Linked DNA regions of Homo sapiens: region 2 is linked to region 1. A link is an interaction called in ENCODE POLR2A ChIA-PET data of the cell type or tissue named here. Cell type or tissue: GM12878. All regions are shown on one strand. Links, peaks and the distances in the headings refer to the core of each region. The heading gives the core; the rest is flanking DNA. Region 1 overlaps FBXL17 (F-box and leucine rich repeat protein 17). Region 2 has its middle 830 kb from the start of LINC01950.

What was found. ChIA-PET counts read pairs that join two places held together with the same protein. Peaks named below come from ENCODE experiments on the same cell type or tissue, not always from the same donor. Only the 100,000 strongest peaks of a DNase experiment are listed, where the experiment ranks them.
Region 2: POLR2A ChIA-PET joins it to region 1 with 5 read pairs; 2 of 35 experiments call an interaction of 5 or more read pairs at or near these places.

The regions. Positions count from the first base shown.
Region 1 is chr5:108,141,918-108,147,307 of GRCh38, forward strand. The region is part of intron 6 of FBXL17 (F-box and leucine rich repeat protein 17); the gene reads right to left. Among named protein-coding and RNA genes, the nearest start is that of FBXL17, 240 kb to the right of the region's middle. In GM12878, for the core only: no CTCF peak of the experiment used is centred there; no DNase peak of the experiment used is centred there.
Region 2 is chr5:106,183,232-106,188,621 of GRCh38, forward strand. No RefSeq gene overlaps it. Among named protein-coding and RNA genes, the nearest start is that of LINC01950, 830 kb to the right of the region's middle. In GM12878, for the core only: no CTCF peak of the experiment used is centred there; a DNase peak (open chromatin) is centred at 2,730.

The sequences.
Region 1 (5,390 bases), core at 236-5,235:
GTTGATTGACTTGCTCTCTGATATACTTCCAGCAGAGCTCAATACGTTTGACTCACTCTCTGTGTTTTAATTATTGGTTTAAAAATGTGTTTCTCCTACTAGAATGTCAGCTCCTTCAGAATGGAGGTTGTTACATTTATCTTTAAATCCCTGGCACTTAAAAGCATATGTTTTCACATACTAGCAGAATAAGAAGATAAGCATATATAAACAAAAAACACAAACACATTCTAACTCACTTTGATTGGCATTAATTTGTCTACACTTAAAATATTCTCTCTCTATTCCTATCATTTTGCACTGGTACTTCAGAAACTATAAGAGGCTCCACTCAAATTATAATTATTTTGAATTCAGTGTTTTGCTTCTTCTGTAATCTTTTTTGCAAATAGTAATTTTTTTCAAAGACTGTTTTGGTACTTTTTTCTCCATCTACTTTTAGCAAAAAGAGATTCTTAAAAGGTGTTTAATGAGCTAAATCTGTACAGACCCAAAATAATAGAGTAAATGGTAAATCAGTTGGACTTGAATTTCTAGATGCTCCTTACTATTTATTTTCTTAAATCAACTCAAAGCAGCAGTGCTCTGGCATTCACAAGAGCACCTCTGCCCAAAAATGTTGTTTATAAACAAATATCAATTTGCTAACTGATTTTTTCGCCTAGAGCCTACATAAATAATATTAATTAGTAATACTTATCATTGCATTTGAAAACCAATTGGGAATAAGGAAAACCGTAGGGGAAGAAATGTTGATGAGAAGTTAGACAGATTTCTTTTAAACTGTAAAAAAGTCCTTACACAAGGAGTCCCCAACATATTAGGAACCAGGCTACTCAGCAGGAGGTAAGCAGTGGGCAACCAAGTATTATGACCTGAGCTAAGCCTCCCGTCAGATCAGCAGCAGCAGCAGGGGCATAAGATTCTTACAGTGGACGGATAGCATTAGGATGAATACCTAATGTAGATGACGGGTTGATGGGTGCAGCAAACCACCATGGCATGTTTATACCTATGTAACAAACCTGCACGTTCTGCACATGTACCCCAGAACATAAAGTATAATAATAATAATAATAATAATAAAAGATTCTCACAGGAGCATGAACCCTGTTATGAACTGCTCAAGTGAGGGATCTAGGTTGCATGCCCCTTATAAGAACTTAACACCTGATGATCTAAGGTGAAACGGTTCCATTCTGAAACCAACCGCTCCCCGACCCCGAGTCCACGGAAGAACTGTCTTCCACAAAACCAGTCCCTGGTGCCAAAAAGGTTGGGGACCACTGCCTTACATGATGAATTTCAATGCTTAAAGGAGAAAATATAACATTACAGATCCCACCATGCAAAATTATTCAGATACTAAACACATTCTTCAATAAATGAACATAGACAATTAACAAGTTTTACCAGAAGAACAGCATTCTCACACACACACACACACACACACACACATATACAAATAACATGCTATTAATGTATTTATTCATCTGCTGTAGTATTTTATAAAGAACATGAAGTGTAACCCAAGGTATCTCTTCATGACCAGATTTTCTACAACAGATGTTTGGTCACAATGGAACACTCAGTCTTCTGATTCTACCTTGCTCTCTTCTCTCTTCTGCTTTACCAACATCTGCAGCTAAAATTCCCCCACCTTCTTTTATGCATATGAATATTTAAGTATATTTTGAAGCCCAGATAGCTCCAAGAAAGTCACATCCAATAAACCTTCCTTGAGCCCCTTAGCTGAGGTAAAGGTGCTTCTATATTCTTCATACTTGTGAACTTGCTTGTTTTCATGGGAAAAAAAAAAAAAAAAAAAAAAAAGGACCCAAGACTGCATTCTTAGACTGATACTCATCCTGTCTGTGGATGTGTCTGCAATTTGGCTCCATGTAAATTTGAGAAAAGACTCCATTTTGGCAAGGAAAACACAACTCACATTCTTTAATTTCTTAGTCTATGTCCCAGTAAGCTGGTAGAGATTTTGATTTAAAAAACAAAACAAAACTCAAAAAACTTAACCTAATGGAAAAAACTTATAACTGAAAAATTATAGAGAGCTATCATAGCATCTCCTTATCTGCAGCTTTTAAAAAATACAATAGCAACTCACATTTATATGATGATGGCAGAACAAAGGAAGGGTGATATCCCTGGAAACTTTGGTTCCATAATTCTTTGGTATTTCTAACACACTTAGACCAACTTAAAAAGAATCTTAACTTAAAAAGAGGTTTTCTATTTGAACCATTTCTCAAACCAAGGAGAAGACTGTTTCCTTCCAGGTCACATTCTAATGCTCTCAAGGAGTTAATACTCATGCTATTAGGGAAAGTGATTCTTAAAAGTTGCTGAAAAAACCAATTCTATATGAACCCAAAATGATATGATAAACGGTAAATTATTTGGGCCGAATTTAGGTATTCTCATGGACCAAAATAAATACACTGGAATTATTTCTAACATGAAAAAGCCCTCATTTAATCATGTGTCAACTGGAGAAAGCAATTTCCCACAGCTAAAAATATTTAAAAATCTGATATAAAAACAAAATTATATTAAAATGCCATAATACATGGATTTGGCTACTTGCCAAGGGTAGAAACCGACTTCTGCAGATTTTTCTTTCAAAGATATACCACGTGTTCCAACATTTGTAATCATTTGATAGTCAACTGCTGTAGGCAAAAAACTGTACCTAGTAATTCTCTACTGTCGATATTTTAAACTATTTCATAAACATTCCTCATACAGTATGTCTAATAGATTTTGCATACTTTTTCTTATCAGAAACTTCTTTAACACATATAATCTACTGAAATTCTCCAACTAAATTAAATCATAATAGGAATGAAACTGACAAAATCTTTTAGTTGGCCTATTTTACCTGGAGGAACCAGTAAAATAGAGCTCATGACTCTGAATCTCCATATAAATTGAAAATAAACACGTTTAATATTCAAGTAATTTAGTTAGACTTACAGACTGATAATTTTGCTAACTTTTCTATATTTAAAAATGCAAATGTGATAGAGAAGCATAATAACATTTTAAACACATTGTTTTAGGATTATGCATTTTCAATCAAAACCTGCTAGAACCAAGAAAAAATGGCATTAAGTAGAGAAAGCAGTTGCTTCACTATCAGTTTCACAAAAATTTTTAAGATAATAGTAAATTAGGATCAAATTTTCCATATACTTTGATATACTCTAGTTTATAACACTTGCCAATGATGGATTGAGGAATATAATTTAGATTAAAAAAGCATACATGAAGTTTACTGGTCAGATAATTTTCTACTTCTGTCATTACAAGTAAGGAAGTACTTGTAGGAAAAATACATCAGAAATAAAACAATGAACTTAATAAAAGTAAATGAGTAGAGATCACATGGTAACAAGCAGAACTGTATTCCCTGAACACAAGAGCATCACAGATTTCTTCTCTCTCAGAACTGCTAGAATCAGACAGAACTCTAAAGTTCATAAAATCCAACACCAGATAGGTAAAGACATCTTCCATTTTATCTCCCCACTAAACCAGCTTACTTAATAATTTCCCTCATTAAGCAATACTAACTAGCCAATTTCCTTCCTTCTCCCACTTACTTTCATTTACTAACGCAGAAATGTTAAGAAGTGTCTTACAATGTTTACTATGGGGAAGTCAGGGATATGAAACAGGTTACATTTTTAGTCCCAGTTCTACAAATAAAGAAAATGACTTATCAGATAGTGAGAATTATTCTAAACAACAGTGAGGTCAGTTTTGAAGAGTTATTTGAAATCAGAACTTTAAGTGGCTAGGTCAGTTCCCAAAGGACATTTTTAAAGGGCAGCAAAGGAACCATTTTTCTTACAAAATATAGCACTAAATTTTCGGTTGCCTAAACAATAATAATAATAATAATAATAATAATAATTCATTACAATGTAGAGATAATCAGTACCGACACTGAGAGAGAAATGCACAAGACGGCAGTGATCATAAGATATTAAGACTCATCAGGCCGGGTGCAGTGGCTCACGCCTTTAATCCCAGCACTTTGGGAGGCCGAGGCGGGCGGATCACGAGGTCAGGAGATCGAAACCATCCTGGCTAACACAGTGAAATCCTGTCTCTACTAAAAATCTCTACTAAAAATACAAAAAAATTAGCTGGGCGTGATAGCGGGCACCTGCAGTCCCAGCTACTCGGGAGGCTGATGCAGGAGAATGGCGTGAATCCGAGAGGCAGAGCTTGCAGTGAGCCGAGATGGCACCACTGCACTCCAGCCTGGGCGACATAGCAAGACTTCGTCTCAAAAAAAAAAAAAGACTCATCACCAAAACTGAACCAGGATCTTAGAATGTATATTAATTTTCACCACTTTGGTACAAAAAAAAAAAATGAAGCACAAATCCCCATATTCGAACGAGGATTAATTTGATTCATGGGCTCCATGGTAATTCTAGTGGTACTTTCTCTTTCACTATCACTATAGCAGGATATACTAACAGGGGTTTCACACTCCCAGCTCAGTTCTTGGAATGCCATATCCTCTTCCCCCAGTCAAAATGGCCACGAAAGTCTACCTCACAACCTCAGAGAAGTGATCCTGAGAAAATAAGAATCAAATCTTTCTTTGAGTTTTATAAACCCTACCCAGTCTTTTGAGTTATAACAAACAGGCTTTTAAGCATTAAGGACTAAAGCTATATAACTTATGCCATCACCCAAAGATCTAGAAGACTCCTGGAGAGTCAGTCATTTCTCACATGTCAAAAACTATCTAAACTATCTCCACACAGAGGAGGAGAGAAACATTCAGAGAAGCTGTATCCTGGGGGTGGGGACACTCAAATCACAGGCTAGGGACCCCCCAGACAGGTTTCAGCAAAAAGGGATCGTGAAACCTTATCTAGCACAGCCAGAAGAGCAGTGTCTTAGTCTGTTCCTGCTGTTATAGCAAAATACCTTAGACTGGGTAATTCAAAAGAAATAGAAACTTATTTCTCACAGTTCTGGAGGCTGAGAAGTCCAAGATCAAGGAACTAGCAGATTCAACATCTGATGAAGGTTCTCTCTCTGCTTCATAGAAGGTGCCTTGCTGTTGCATCCTCACATGGTGGAAGGGGACAGGGGCATTCACTTCAACTTCTTTTAAAAGGGCACTCTGCCCTCATCACTTTAATCACTTCCCAAAAGTCTCTACCTCTTAATACTATTACAGTGGTTATTCAACTTCAACTTGTGACTTTTGGCAGGACAACAACATTCAGAACATAGCAAGCAGCAAGAACTCAGAGTTTTCCCAACATCCAGCATAAACTCGAAGCAGAAAAAATAAAAGTTGAGGCAACAACGTCTTTCTCTGTCTCTCCTTTGCTATCTCCTCT
Region 2 (5,390 bases), core at 126-5,125, 2.0 Mb before region 1:
ACTGATTTTTATGACAGTAAAATTAGAAGTTCACAGTTATATATTGGGAAACATGATATTTCAAATATGTGTAATGTGTACTATACATATGTAACCTATTTGATATATTTTTCACAATTTCTTGTCAGAAGTTGTTGATGCTTTAATGTTATACACTTTCAGATAGAAGCAAGAAATCTTACTTGACTAGTATATTTAATGAATGTCCTTTGAGAACAAATATTGAGGCTTAAAACTCCACTGTTATTTTTAGATATGATTAAAACAGAATAAAAATGAAATAAGAGATTAGAATTTTTTCTTCAAGTTTTCTTCAAAATAAGTATTTTATTTCCTGAACAGCTTGTAGGTATTATTTTGCATTGATATTAAGGTATTTAAGTTGTAATAATGCCTTTCTCAAGACATTTAAAAAACTGACTTCTAAATTGTTTTTTGTGTGTGTGTGTGTGTGTATGTGTTGCACAAGAGTATTTACTATGCTGAGAATACAGATAATTTATGGAAAGTTTAGGTCTGTTAATACAGACTAGATTAAGAAAAATAGAGCTGTGATCAGTTTGGACTTCAAATTCCAAAAACTGAAATTTTCTGAAATATGTGGACGCTTATAAAAAGGAAAGATTTACTCTGTAGTAAATGTTCAATTTCATCATAAATACTTTAAAAGCATTTTGCTCTGTCTCATTTTTTTTTTGTGGAGTTTGCTTTATATTCAAAACAAGTACAAGATATTATCTCTGGCAAAATTAATGTAGTTATGATGATATGACTGTGAATTATTTTCCCATTCCAAATCTTATTCAGTTATTTGACTTCATAACCTATGAGAACCATTAGTTTTATTTTCCAAAACACTTTGTATCATAAAGGAGATGTGGATTATAGGTCTGTTAATAGATTTATAATATGCTATCCTAGTCATATGTTTTACAAGGAAACCTTGAAAAAGATGACCTTTCTCACAAAAAGACAAATATTGTGAATCATTAAAAATTTATGAACAGACCTTGTTTACTTTTCATTGTTATTTTCCTTAAATTACCAGAATATTAAATTAGCTTTAGTTACCTTGGTTTAATTTCTAAATATAGATTAATTTCTGTTCTTGAATATTTGCAAAAGCATCAAAATTTTATCTAAGATCACAACTTAATTCTAGTTACAATAAATATTCTGCAATCATTTAACATAGCTTTCCATCAAAACCGTGGCATGCTAAAAGGAATATTTGTAAAGCTATAAATTTCCTGTGTTAAGAGAAGGTACTTAAACACAGAAAAAGTTCAAAAATACCAGGAATATACAAAAAAAGTTATGATAGCCACATATATATTCATATGCACATGTAAATTTCAAAATTTTTCAAATGTCATGAAGTCTAGAATCTCCTTTTTATTGAATTAATTAACATCGTTTACAGTTTAAGGTAAAAAAAGTAACACTCAAGCATAAGAATTTTGGAAAAACTAATGAAAACTCAACGTGCTTCTGAGATGTTTGCATTTTTTGTTTAAAATATTTTAATCATGTTCTTTGCTAACATGGCTTGTCCTTGGATTTAAAGCTCTTATATAAAGTAAAAATAATGAAATGTACTCTCATATTTTGCTTTTGTTAGTATTATTCCAAATATTACATTGCTTTCTTGTTACTGTAATCAATGTTTCATGTTATTTTAGAAACCATATTTGAAAAGAATATATTATTTCCTTTTATCTATAGTGATTAGACATATATCTTGAAACGACTCATTTATTTGGTTAGACAAAAATCAACTATTGCCACCATATAATTCTATTAATACAGTCTAATACTGTTTTCAATTATTATTGGATCCATCAATCTTTTGTTAAAATTTAGTCAGTTCCTTGCATAAGGGATCTACTAGATTGCTCCTCAAGCAATCCACAGGATCAATCTACAGGAGTGATCTTCAGTATTGATCAAGCTCACCTAAGAGAAAGAAAACAGTCTGAATGACTAGCAAAGTATCCTCAAATGCTAAGCATATCTCAAGACTTTGATCACATCTGATCTAATGAAATAAGTCCTTTATGTAATTTAGAAACTGCAGTCACCACTTTTTTTTTTTTTGGCTTGGGGAAGTTACAGATTAGATAATGTTACTTTAATTTTGCAAATACTGATAGAATATTTACTATGTAAAATTTATTATAAATTGACCAAAAAGAGCCTACCAAAATATGAGAGATAATTTATTGTATAGTCCTTTTATTCCGTTTTCTCTATATAAGATCCTTTACGAATGACTGTCACCAGCCATTAATATCAAACACCTGGTGGGGTTCAGTGGCTCACATCTGTAATCCCAGCAATTTAGTAGGCTGAGACAGGTGGATTCCTTGAGCCCAGGAGTTTGAGACCAGCCTGATCAACATGGCAAAACCTCATCTCTATAAAAAACACAAAATTTAGCCAGGCACAGTGGCCTGCACCTGTGGTCTGAGCTACAGAGGCTGAGGTGGGAGGATCACTTGAGCCCAGGAGGTGGAGGTTGCAGTGAGTCAAAATCTCACCACTGCACCACATCCTGGGAAACAGAATGAGACTGTGTCTCAAACAAACAAACAAACAAACAAACACTTTCTGTTGTTATTTGAGTTATTGTTTTTAGGGGTCCATTTCCGGAGGCAATTTTTAGCATAAGCTGACCCAAATTGCATTCAAAAAATTTACCTCAGCAGACTAAGATAATTACTAAATTTCTCATCTGAAACGAGAACCAAAACTATGTCTCAAATGAAACCAGAGCTTTAGGAAAGACTGCAAATATTTTGAAATGTTAAATTGAAACCTCTCGTGCCATCATAACTTAACTGAAAAGTATTCTCATCAAATTTATGTATCACACATGGTTAACAGTTTTGAGTTTTGCTTCAAATAGGTCACCCGAAGAGATGGAAGAATTGTAAACTTGATATTTTAAATTTAACAGTGTATTCTCTTATGCATGAAACTACAGTAAATAAAATAGAGGAATTTGTAATATGCATCAATGGTGAGAAGTATAATGATAGTTTTAAATGTCAAATGTAAATTACTGAAAAGAAATTTCTTGCAGAGAAATTTACTGAGTGTCATTCGTTGAAGCAATGTAAAATATACAAATCTGATGGTAAATAGCAAAAGACTGAAATATTGCTGAAGATTTTGAGATGATTATATAATCTTGTTATTAAATGTTCTTTTTCTCTTACCGTTTTATAGCTGTCAGTTTTCTAAGAAAACTTTTTAACAATGAAATGTTTGTGTTTCAAGCTTCAATGGCAGTTAATATTCTTGTTGAAAATGAATATGGCAACTTTGCTAAATTCTAAGAAGAAATGCCTTCTTTTACAATCTATAAGATATTTGCAAGAAAGAAGATGAAGCTAAATTACTTCCACTCTGAAAATGTTTTTCATATTTGTGGCATACCAGGATACTTATATTGAGAGGATTAAGAATACATAATCACCCAGCATGTCTTGTGAGAAACAGAGTCTCATTTCTATTAGATAAAGCCACCTTTTCTTTCTTTTCTAGGGGAGAATATTTGCTTTCTAAGATTATCATGAGAAGAGGAAGATGAGCCTTCTTTTTTTTTTTTTTTTTTTTTTTTAGACAGAGTTTCATCTTTTGCCAGGCTGGAGTGCAGTGACTTGATCTCGGCTTACTGCAACCTCCGCCTCCCAGGTTCAAGTGATTCTCCTGCCTCAGCCTCCCGAATAGGTGGTACTACAGGTACGTGCCACCATGCCCAGCTAACTTTTTTGTTTTTTTGGTTTTTTTTGAGATGGAGTCTCACACTGTCACCCAGGCTGGTGTGCAATGGCCCAATCTCGGCTCACTGCAACCTGCGCCTCCTGGGTTCATGTGATTCTCCTGCTGCAGCCTCCCAAGTAGCTGGGATTACAGGCGAACACCAACACACCTGGCTAATTTTTTGTATTTTTAGTATAGATGGGGCTTCACTATGTTGGCCAGACTGGTCTCAAACCCCTGACCTCGTGATCTGCCCGCCTCGGCCTCCCAAAGTGCTGGGATTACAGGTGTGAGCCACTGCTCCTGACCACTTTTTTGTATTTTTAGTAGAGACGGGGTTTCACCATGTTGGCCAGGATAATCTCGATTTCCTGACCTTGTGATCCACCCACCTTAGTTTCCCAAAGTGCTGAAATTACAGGCATGAGCCACCGCACCCAGCCACTTTTTGGTATTTTTAGTAGAGACGGGGTTTCACCATGTTGACCAGGATGGTCTCGATCTCCTCACCTTGTGATCCTCTCGCTTCAGCCTCCCAAAGTGCTGGAATTACAGGCATGAGTCACCATACCCGGCCAAGCCTTCTATTCTTTCTTCATCCAACACAAGAACAACATTAATTTCAAATAAGTTTCTAATGTAATTTTTCTTGGCTTGCCTCTTGTATCACAGCCTACAGAAGCAGGAAATTACTTTGGTCTTACTGTTAATAAACACTGTTATTATTGTTATGTTAACCTATTATTTACTAACATTTCCACCTCAAGCAAATTAATGCAAGCTCACCACAGACAGATTTGTGATGGCTTCTATAATTTACTGTGATTGAATACCTTCCCAATATTTATGATTTACATAAACATTTGTTAGGGAGATTAACTACATAATTATTCTGTGTCAACTGGGAATTTATTATTGATATGTACATGTATTAGGAGGATTAGCTATATAATAATCCTTTTGAGAACAGGAATTTGAGACTAGCCTGGGCCACATAACAAGATCCTGTCTTTACAATTTTTTTTTTTTTAATTAGCCAACGTGATGGTGCACACCTATAGTCCTAACTATTGAGGAGGCTGATGTGGGAGGATCCCTTGAGTCCAGGAGTTCAAGGTTACAATGAGCTATGATCATGCCACTCTCCTCCAATCTGAGCAACAAAGTGAGACCTTTTCTCTAATCATAATTTAAAAAAATCCTTTATTAGCTATTAACTGGGTGATAATATTTTTGATACTATTCTTATTGAATTATATGGTGGCTTACAAACATGAATTGTGTCCTCATACCAGTTGTATGACCCCTGGACTGCAATTTAATAATTTTTATTATCAATTTCCTCATCTGTAATATAGAAATAAGTATATTACCTGCTCATGAGACTTAAATAGATCAATCTATGTAAATTATTTGGTTACTTTGCATTTGAATGAGAAAAAAAAATTTCATTAATTAATGAGAAAAATTATACCTAATTATTTCTCTAGAAATTGTCTGAGGTGATAGATACAGTAAAATCTTATTGCAATACAAATGTGCAACTCTGTTTATATGTTTGTATGTTTTTATGTTTTAACATAAACTATGCCTAGAAAATCAGGACATTCATTTTATTCTCA